Regions from separate parts of the Homo sapiens genome. Here region 2 is linked to region 1. A link is a contact called in ENCODE Hi-C or POLR2A ChIA-PET data. All regions are on one chromosome and are shown on one strand. Each heading gives the region's core, a stretch centred on a gene start or an enhancer-like site at or near the end of the contact. The rest is flanking DNA. Distances are from core to core; before and after follow the strand shown. Region 1 has its middle 310 kb from the start of ESRRG. Region 2 overlaps SPATA17 (spermatogenesis associated 17).

The links. Hi-C counts contacts between places; a loop is a spot of excess contacts on that map. ChIA-PET counts read pairs that join two places held with the same protein, here RNA polymerase II (POLR2A). Pooled maps may share reads with other maps.
Region 2: a loop to region 1 is called in a map of MCF 10A, with 12 times the contacts of the local background. The contact joins two enhancer-like sites. A Hi-C loop is called at or near these places in 1 of 168 maps with a recorded cell type or tissue (MCF 10A) and 4 of 50 pooled maps. POLR2A ChIA-PET finds 5 or more read pairs at or near these places in 1 of 52 experiments (WTC11).

Annotation. Positions count from the first base shown.
Region 1 is chr1:217,027,529-217,032,934 of GRCh38, forward strand. It overlaps a transcript of ESRRG not described here. Among named protein-coding and RNA genes, the nearest start is that of ESRRG, 310 kb to the left of the region's middle. Within about 2 kb of position 1,868, at least 9 of the 41 ENCODE cell types and tissues checked have a DNase peak (open chromatin) inside an H3K27ac peak, as active enhancers do.
Region 2 is chr1:217,658,868-217,664,556 of GRCh38, forward strand. All of the region lies in intron 3 of SPATA17 (spermatogenesis associated 17), which reads left to right. Among named protein-coding and RNA genes, the nearest start is that of SPATA17, 30 kb to the left of the region's middle. RefSeq lists an enhancer at 1,040-2,239. Within about 2 kb of position 1,629, at least 2 of the 41 ENCODE cell types and tissues checked have a DNase peak (open chromatin) inside an H3K27ac peak, as active enhancers do.

The DNA of each region.
Region 1 (5,406 bases), core at 618-3,117:
ATTATGTTGTCTGGAAATGGAGACAAACAATAGATTTTAGTATTTAAACAGGAACTGAAACTGCAAGCAGAGAGCCGCAAACCACACCATTAAACTGGAATTAAAGCTATATGTGAAAAGAAAAAGTTTCACTCCCAGCAATCATCAGCCTACCATGCAAAAAGAAACTACCCACAGATCAGAAGGAAGGTGGAACACAGGAGGTAAAGCTTGGGTTCCTAGTTTAGGATGGGATTTTATGAAAACCCCAGGCATAAAAATATGACAGGATAAAGTAGACAAATAACAATGCAGGACAACACTTGACCTTTAGTGGTTAAATGAATAAAAGAAGCCTCTGTATTAAGAGTATCCCTTGTGCATAATCATTGCCTCAATGCAGCCTGTCCCCAACCTCTATGCCTACCAAGATTTTCTAAACTAATGCCTTACTAACAGGGTTAGAAAAGAGAACAAACAACAATCAACTGAAATTCATTCCATTTTCTAGAAACTGTCACGAGAATCACAAAAACTCAAGTGGCGCACAGATTTGGCCTTGCATTTCCCTCTGGATCCCATGTCTAGAATTTCTATACACGCCCCCACCCCATCACCTCCACAGTGCATGTACATTCTCATTATAACCTACAAAGGGATATCGGTCTTACAGAATAGCATCTTACTTCAGCTTTATGGAAGAAATTAATTCAGCCTCTATCTCCATTACCTCTCCATGTATAGACCTGGAAGGACTTAAAACATGCAAGGAACAACTAGAGTAGGTGTTGCCAGAAGATGCTCCTGCTGAAAAGGCTCTACAGAAAATGGAAAGACTGAGAGAACCCACATTGGAGACAGCAACTCTCCTCATACCTACAAAGAATTGTGGCTGGTAAATACAGAAGTCCAATACTGCTTTGGAGGACAGACATGTCAAGATATTTGATGCCAAGTTCAGAGGGGCCTGAGCTTTTCCTGTTAGGTGAATTTGCAAAATTGCAGAGCCCCTAGTGAAAATAATTTCTCCCAGGAGAGGGGTGAGAGAAATTTCTGGGTTCAATTTTATGTCTTTGGGAATAGCACATTTTAGGAGTCCACCATCACTATTTCCTTCCAATTACACAAGTAGTTTTTCTGACAAAATAAAATTGGCAAAGAATATTTTCAAATTCCAGGAAGTTTTCACAAGATAGCAAAAAATACACAGGTAGTTCATAGGTTTGTGCATGGGTTATATGCCTAATTACATGGGCATCTGGCACCAACCCTAGCACAGAATTCATTGATGGCTCTGTCTAGCCTCTATCCTGCCTTGTACTTGCATTGAAAAAGCCTCTTCCCAATTGTTTTCTAGGCCCTACCTTGAAAAAATACTAAGTATTGCACCTTATGCCCCTGCTTTCTGAAATGCAAGCATTGCACCAAAAGCTATGTTAGCCATCTCTATGCTACAACACTGGACCCCTCTTTATCTTTAATTTATCTTTAATTCAAAAGTAATTGTGTACCATTACAGCTCAGAGTTTAAAATGAGCTCTCTGAAAAACTTAAAAAAAAAAAAGAAGAAATTAATTCTAACCCTTACCTTTGGCATCTTATAAGACTTTTGGCCATGACTTACCTGTATAAATAGAAAGAACTAATTTACTACAGAAATGCCCATGGGCGAACATGTACTAGCTAATGAAGTGTTCAGCTTTTGCATGATTAACCAGCTGGTGGGGGTAGTGTAAAAGCAGAGGGCATAAAATAATAAGAAAAATTGATTAGCAGTCGTTTTTTAAAGTAGTCCATGAAAAATTCCTTTTTTTATACTCACTAGCTCAGAAACCGACCGTAAGGGAAGAAAAACTTGAATGACTCACCAGGAAACTGAGCAGGCCCACGGCTGCTGTTTGTGTGTTCAAAATTCACTAAGTAGGGAGGCCCAGGTGAAGCAGGAAAAGACACTGAACTGCTTCCAAATGGACTGACTTACACAACAGGTCCTGCCAGTTGTCATAAAGTTAATTTTCTAATATGTTGCGAAACGCATTATATAAAGTTGAAAACTATGACTGGGCTCTGTGTCCATTCAATTTTCTCTCTGGAGCACTCTGCTAGACCACACTTGGCTTTAACTACCGCCAGACCAATTCATTAAGAAAAAGGGTATAGTCTTGAGCCAGAATATTTATACACTTGACTCAGAAACAATCTATTCTAGGGGATATTTTCCCAAGCTAAATGCACTACAGGCCTTTCCTATTCATAACATTCTTTAGCTGGTCTGCAACTCCCTTAAGTGAAAAGAAAAGGAGTCAGGTCCAAAAAATAAAAACGCAGCTGACCAAAAAGAAAGGAATGGCTAAGGAAAGGCGCGGGTTTGAGGTTACTTATAAAGCAATGAAACGCTCTTTCTTCCATTTGCTTTGATGACACAACTAATATTTACTCAGCTTAGCCCTCCCTTTAGCACAGGGACAGGCATTTCCCAGGCAGGGAAAAGAGAAAAACCGAAGCTGGGTATCCTCACTAGCACACTGTACTACAGCCCTAGATTCCACCTTCTACTGGGATGCTGACCATGTCAAAGAAAGAATAAGGTGGTGCGGAGGCAGTGCCTACACAGAGATTCTTTCTCTCCCTTTCCCTTTCTCTTTCTCTTTTTCTTTCTCTTTGTCTCTCTCTCTCATGGACATGACCATAAACCAAGTGATCAAACCACAAGCCTCCCTGTCCCTTCACTCTTCTCTGTGGCCATAGATAACAGCCCTCTTCCCAACCAGACCTTTCACAGATTTGCAGCAGACCATAAGTAGAACCAGACACTGAGCCACGCATGGGATAAACAGACCACCATTACCCGAAACTCAACCATTTTCCTATGACTCCCAGGTAGAAAATCATTAATCCCACTTTACCTTTTAGGTTTAACTATGAAAAACTTCACAGTGTGGTGGGAAGGCCACTGGCAGGTCTAGAAATCTGAGTTATAGTATGAGGTCTGCTGCTAGCCTAGCTGTGTGACCTTGAGCATACCGCTTAGCCTTTCTGATCCCCAGCTTCCTCATTTACAAAATAAAGTGTTAGACAAGATCTCTAAGCCTTCTCCCAGTTCTAAGGTCTTCATTGTTATTTTTTTCTTTGCTCACTGATATGTCAATAAACTAAAGGAGATGGGCTGAGCATTTGTCAAATTTTACATTATAAACATGTTCCAGGGTTGTGTTGTCCAATGTGGTGGCCACTGGCCACATGCAGTGACTATTGAGCACATGAAATGTGGCCAGTCTGGATTTCAGAGAGTACCTCCAAAGTGCAAAAATATCTTATTCATAATTTTTGTATTAGTTACATTGAAATGCTAATATTTAGGATAAACAGAATGCATTTTTAAAATCACCAGTGCCCAGCTGGCTCAGTCAGTAGAGCATGAGACTTAAAATTAAAGTTACCTGTTTATTTTTACTTTTTAAAATGAAGCTGCTGGAAAATTTAAAATTAAAAATGTGGCTCACATTGTATTTCTGTTGCACAGCCATGCTCTAAAGGAGAGTTTGGCAAACTATGGCTTGCAGGCCAAATCTAGTCAATGGTCTGTTTTGATATATCCTGAAAGCTAAAAATAGTTTTTACATTTTCTAAGAGTTATTTTAAAAAAAACTATGTTGTAGAAACCATGTGTGACCAGTGAAGTCTGAAATATTTACTATCTCGCCCTTTACAAAAGCAGCTTGCCAACCACTGCTCACACCTCTCCTTCCAGAGTTCGGGTACTACAGTAATACCCAAGTCTTCAACACAGTGCCAGAAAACATGCACTGAGAGAGAATTCCCCTACCAATCTTCATATTCCCACCATTGTCCTAAAGGTGTTGGGAGAGAATAAGAGGAGAATCGCAGAAAGAGAAGGAAAGGAGAGTCCACACTCAATGCTTACTTTTTCCTTGTCTAACTAGAGTAGCAGCAATGCTTACACACATTTCAACCTTACAGCTTTCAGCTTTCTTCTTAAGAGAAAATGGTTTAGCATGAAGAAACTCAGCCAAGGGAGAAACATATGACAACTTTAATCTAATTTTGTAGCATATTTTGGGGGGACACATTTACAGAGACCAACAGATATGGTTTGGCTGTGTCCCCACCCAAATCTCATTTTGAATTGTAGTTCTCATAATCCCCACATGTGGTGGGAGGGAGCCAGTGGGAGATAACTGAATCACAGTTTCCCCCATGCCATTCTCACGATGATAAGTTCTCAGGAGATCTGATGGTTTCATTAGGGGCTTCCCGCTTTGCTCAGCTATCATTCTTCTCCTTCCTGATGCCATGTGAAGAAGGATGTGTTTGTTTCCCTTTCCACCATGATTGGAAGTTTCCTGAAGCCCCCCAAGCCCTGTGGAAATGTGATTCAATTAAAACTCTTTTCTTTATAAATTACTCAGTCTTCAGCAGCTCTTTATAGCAGCATGAGAACAGACTAATCCACCGACTGCCCCAGTTTGCCAGGATCAAGAGCTTTCTGTGAATGTGGAATTTTCCCCTTGCTAAGGTGCTAAATTCAGGACTGTCCTGGGCAAACCAGAATGAGTTGGTCACTTCAAATCTGACCAATTAAAAATATGGTACTATGTTATATAAAGAATGCAATACTAATCACATTTTTTAAAATAGAAATACCTTCTTTAACAAGCTACCTGTTGAATTTTTGCCTTTTCTACTTTCCTTGCCTTTTAACTACTGAAAATTAAATTTTCAGTAAGTTCTCCACTGACCATTCAGTTCTTTCATTTTATGATTTTGGATCAGATCCCTAACCATTTCTGGGCCTCACTTTTTCCTCTGTAAAAATATACTGAGTAGATAGTGCATTCTTCCCAGTTACTTCTAGTGGAGGATAAAACAATAGACTCAAAGAACTTTGAGTCAATTGAGGATTCACAATTCAAGATTGATGGTCAATACAGGATGACTAGACAACAATTGTCCATAAGATGGATTTTTTAAAGTGTTTTAAATTGTTCAATGTTGTAACTGCTTGAACTGGAGATAACGTAGAACTCAACATGATCCAGCTTCTAAAGAAAAAATTATACAAATGGTACTTCAAACCTAAAAAAGTTATATATTCTGTACATATAAACCTAATGGAGATATTTTATTATTTGTTTCATTATTTGGGGGTGATTGTTTTGAAAACTGTGGATGAAATGATAGTACATATCAGTTTCACAAACAATTGAAACTTCAAGAATGGAATTCTCCATCTCCCAAATGCTATGAAAATATTCTCATTGTTTGGGAAAAGATGGTGTCATTCATTGCATATTAAACACACACTCTCTATGTTTCATCAGGGATGCTCTATTGTGCAATAATTGGTCCCCATTGTTACATGCACAATTTGGCTGCTCACATGTAAAAGTAAAACCTCTTAAATAG
Region 2 (5,689 bases), core at 379-2,878, 630 kb after region 1:
TTGGAAGCTAGACAAATGCAACTGCTTCATTTCTTTCCCTGTGTTTTCTATTGTCGCCTGAGCCACGAGGGCATGATTTGAAAACCACTGATTTAATTTTCTTGACTCTGGAAGGATCTCTGGAAAGATCACACATGAAAAACCTGATGATATTACTGCCTGGGGGGAAGAGAACTGAGTAGTTGAGGGACAGGCATGGGAGAGAGACTTCAATGTCAACTCATTTGTAGTGTTTGAATTTTAAACAATGTGCATGTATTATCTATTAAATAAATTAATTTAAAAAGAAATTCAATTTAAAGGAGACTTTGCCCATCAAAACACACACACACACACACACACACACACACACACACAAATAGAAGTAATAAGTATTCAGGTGAGAAGTTAACATAGGCTCTGAAGGTCAAGGAAATGACACTTCAGCTAACCCTTGGGAAGAAAACATGAATGAAATTTTGAAATTAGGAATGAGCATAACATATACAGAAAAAATTAGATAGTTGCTCTAGATTATGCAGACAGTGGGGAATAACAGAAGGTTGGTAAGGAGTTCAGTGTGACTTTTATAAAATAATTTTATATTAATATATTTTTAAAGGAATTTTTTACTTAAAAATAGTTTTTACAATCATTGTCTCATTATGTCATGAGCAATGGTTCTGTTAAGAAGAATGTGCAGGTGGTATCTGTTTTATAGATGAAGAAATTGGTACTCAGGGAGACTAAATGATGTGCCTAGGGTTCTCAGCTCCTGATCCATATATATCTATATAGATCCACATACTAAATACTAAACATCTTCTCTGGATGTCCCTCGGGTGGCCCAAATTGGCTCGTCCTATATTTCTTTTTTTCAGGTAAATAGTACTGCAATTCAACCAGAAATCGAACCCTGAGAAACAGTCATCCTAGACTCTCTACCACCTCTTGTTCCCTATCTCACCTTCTATTGGTCATCAAATCATTTTTACTTTCCCTCTTAAAAGCCTCTTGATTCCAAACTAAACTGCATCATTTTACTGCCATGCCTGTAGTCCTCCTTCCCATAGCATACAATGTAAAGTCCTTGCTTTTTAACATGACATGTGAGGTCTTCCATGGTCTTACCATTGCTTCTTATCTAATGTCACTTCTTGCTATACCTATGTAAATATGCTTTAGTCGTATTCAACCACTTGCCATTGCCCAAATATGCAGTGTCCTTATCACCCAAAGATTTTTGGCAAATGCTGTTCCCTCTGCCTGGAATGCTTTTCTTCACTCTAACATGCCTCTCATTGGTCTTATTTCCTACGTATCCCTCAAGACTTTACTTGAAGATCAACTTTTCCTAATCTTAGTAGAAAGTAAAATTTGGGAATACTGAAAACATTAATTTTGTCTTCTTAAATGCTTGTCATGTAGGCATTTCTCTCACTGATACATTTGTTTATTTACATCTCTCTCATTTGATTGGAAGCTCCTGAGTAGCAGTGATGAGTCTAATTATATCTCAAAAATATCCCTGTGACTGACACATAAAAGGCCTACTGAAATTTTTACCAACTGGATAAATGATTCACAGGGATACAAGTTGGAAGATGTTTGCTATGACCAATGTAGATGATGATTAACATCAGTATGTGCCAGGGTGGATTGTATTCTTGTTCAAAATTAGTCATCCCATCTCCCCTTCTTCATAAAAAGGATGATTCATACTCATCCCACCGATGTGGGGCTTGTCTATGTGTTGTGAGCAGATGGGATATATGCCACACCCAAACTGAAGCTTTAAAGAGGTGTTCTCGGTCTTTTCCTCTGGCAAAAGAATGGCATACCTTAGATCCAGCTTGCTCCTTCAACCTTAGGGCTGAGACGAAGAGATATGTGGGACATAGCTACAGGGAACCTTAGCTCACATGTAGTGTGAGTAAGAAATAAACTTTTGTTGTTTTGCAACCTACTGCAATGGTTGTATTTTTATCTCAGCAAAGCTGATTGATAGTTATAATGATAACAAAAGCAAGGATGTTTATAAGAAACATTCTGAATGGGTTACTCGGTTATGCTTACAAAAAGATGTTTGGAGCTTTTGGAGTTTGTGATGATGTTAGGACACCTCCATGTGGTGGTATCTTGTAAGGCGATGGTGCAAACTCAGCAAAATCTCTGGCACATCAAAATTAGAACTCAACAAATATTTGTTAAACCAAGCTATTGAATGGGAGCTTAGATTAAAGATCAGCACTGGAGATAAAAGTTCTAGATCCATAGTTATAAGATGACAGGATTTTCTACCTAATGAAAAAAGTATGTGAACAGTACAGAATGGTGTCTAAGAATTGAGGCTTGTGGAATGCATTAGGTAGAATTTAGGAAGAGGAAAGGGAATTAAAAATAAGAATAAACAGGAAAACAGTGATGTTATATCACAGGAATTAGAGGAGAAAACTTATAGGAAACTTGGAGTTGTCAAATGTGAAGTTCAAGCAGAAAGAGGACTGTGAAAAGATAGAAGTTCTGGGATCTCTTTAGTGAGGAAAGTCAACTTTCCTCAAAATTCTCCTATACCCAAATATTTATATCCAGCTTTTAAATAATTCTCATGGTGACATCAAATAGCTTATCAAGTCCTAAAGAGTCATGTGCTCTGCATTGCAGTGACTTCATTAACCCACAATAATAGAGCTATTCCAGTCTTGTTTTGTGATTTGTTTGCCTCTTTTTTGCTTCCTGTATGACTGTTGTTTTTGTTTTTCTTTTCAACTTCCATTTTAGGCCTTTCTGCTGACTTTCATACTGCTATATCTAGCAACATAACCCAAATTTGCCTATCTTAGGGGTACAGAACTGTTGGGTCACAACTGTGAAAATTCTTTCCTATTATTGAGGATGTGCTCTGATTCTCCTTTTTATTGGTAACAAACTTATTGTCACCTGGTGCATGTGCTCAGTGCACATGCATTTTATGCATGCTGAACTCTTGGTTTAATTTTACTGTGGCCTGTTCATTTCATTATACAATCAAATAGTCCTACTATTTGGGGACCCATCTTGTTTTAGCTGTGTAGTGTTCTAGTTAGCTTTTCCTTACCCCTTCCTTACTCCATTCGTTTCATAAATGGGGAAATAAAAATAAGTCATTCTTTTAAGCAATAGTACCACAAAAATGTAGAAATATCCTTTCATTTGCTTCTTTTAAGAGCACTAACAATTTGAGAGTTCCCTGACTGCATTTATCTGTAAAAACTAAATTGGATGGCTTGTATACATTTTGTTATATTTTTAAATTTGCCTTCCTTTTTTATATTTTGTCATTACCCAATTTACATTATGTTTAATATCAGATGTGCTACTTTTGAATCACCATAGTCTGAGAGCAGAGAAGTATAAAGGCTATTGTAGTATATAATTAGTTTGATATGAGGTGTTATAAAATAATTATATATAACTGTAGTCCTAGACAGGTCAATGTTACGTTTTTAAATTGAGATCATCTAGTGAATAACATATGTATGGCAACCACATTAAAACTCAATTTAATTAAATTTTTTGTTGAAATGTATTAATAGCCTATGGTAGAACTATTTAATTTACAAAGATTGATTATGATTAAAAAGAGAAATTATTCAAATTATAAAAATAACATTATATACTGATGAAATCAAGGTTCCCAGTATTCATACATGGCTTACCATTATAACACTTCTTTCAATGTTTTCATATATGATTATTTAAAAGAGGAACAATGAAAGTTTTATTAACTTTAAATGGGAAAAATGATGACATGTACCATCAAATTCCATTGTATGTTGTTACGATAAAAGCCAACAATTTGATCTTTTCATGGTTGGCAAAAATGTATAAAATACCAGTCACTAGTTTTAAAAGTGATAAGAGATTGACATTGTTGCTTTCACAGATGTTTTTATTTCTCTTCATTAGATGAACACATGTTTATTTTTAGATGAGAAAATGCCCAATATTTTTGATATTTTTCTTTATAGGACTTCCAAATCAGTTATAAGATAATAAGGCAGCATTCTTCACCTTTTAGTGTAATACCAGAAAACTGAAACATATATATATTTTTTCCTTAGGGTCTAAACTTCAAAGACAGGACAGCTTAAGACTCTGAGTTACTAATATTAATTTAAAACTTTAACAACACATTTTTATCATAATTATAATATAAGTTTAGATTTGGTTCACCTAATCTTAAAGATAATATTACTGGTAACTGGGAGAAAGAATATAATTGGCTTTTAATTCTTTTTTATGGAAAAAATGATATTTTAAAAATGAACTGTTCAGGACAGGTGCAGTGGCTGATGCCTGTAATCCCAGCAGTTTGGGAGGCCAGCGCAGGCAGATCACCTGAGGTCAGGAGTTCGAGACCAACCTGGCCAACTTAGTGAAACCCTGTCTCTATTAAAAATACAAAAATTGGCCAGGCATAGTGGCTCGCGCTTGTAATCCCAGCCACTCGGGAGGCTGAGACGGGAGAATCGCTTGAACCTGGGAGGCAGAGGTTGCAGTGAGCCAAGATCCCGCCATTGCACTCCAGCCTGGGCAACAAGAGTGAAACTCCATCTCAAAAAAAAAAAAAAGAACAGTTGATAATGACCAAATTGTTATCAATTGCCAGCAAACAAGGCAAAGCATATGCACAAAATACTCATAATTACTTGATTAGAAATTAATTTAATGATTATACTCAAAATTATGAAATGTCGATGGCCCTAATATGGAAAATAACAAAAACTCAGGCTCATCAGATCTGTTATCCATTGTGCATGGCTTCTAAAGGTTTCATTCTCATCACTTTAATGCATATATTTCTTTTGTATTTTTCAATCTAGCAAATGATGCCAGTTGATCTCATCGTGTCATCTAGATAAATTACTCAAAATTATTATAAATACATATTACTTTAAATGTTTTGCACTTGAAATGGTTGATTATTTCATCCTTGAAGCTCATATTTTCTTGGTTTTCAACCAAAATGCTCAACAATAAAGGAAAGATTAAATAACTTATGGTATGTTCGTATAACAAAAAACACCATGCAGTTATTGTATATTGTACATGAAAATATGCGAAGAAGGATTTTAAAACTGAGGAAAAGAAGAGATCCATACTAGATTTGTTTAGAGTGGGTGAAACAGTCTTTTAATATAAATTAAGCCTCCAGGGCTTTACGGAGAAGAATTTGCAGTCTGGGCTTAAAACAGTAGGTGGAACAGTCAAAGTTGACAACGTCTGGAGCATGTTTTGAGAATATAAGGCTAAACTGAAGTGTGGGGTCATTGGGACTGGAAAAGGTGGGTAATTGTGAGATTAGGGAATTGAATGTGCTGTTGACATGAATATGAAAAGTCTTGGGATGGTGGCAGAAGTTCCAATGAAGTGTAAGACTTTAACCTAGGTGTTAAAAATCTTTTTTTTTTTTTTTTTTTTTGAGATGGAGTCTCACTCTGTTGCCCAGACTGGAGTGCAGTGGTGCAATTGCTCCCTACAACCTCTGCCTCCCAGGTTCAAGCAATTCTCCTGTCTCAGCCTCCTGAGTAGCTGGGATTACAGGTGCTCACCACCACACCTGGCTAATTTGTTTTTTGTATTTTTAGTAGAGACGGGGTTTCACCGTGTTGGCCAGGCTGGTCTCAAACTCCTGACCTCCAGTGATCTGCCCACCTCAGCCTCCCAA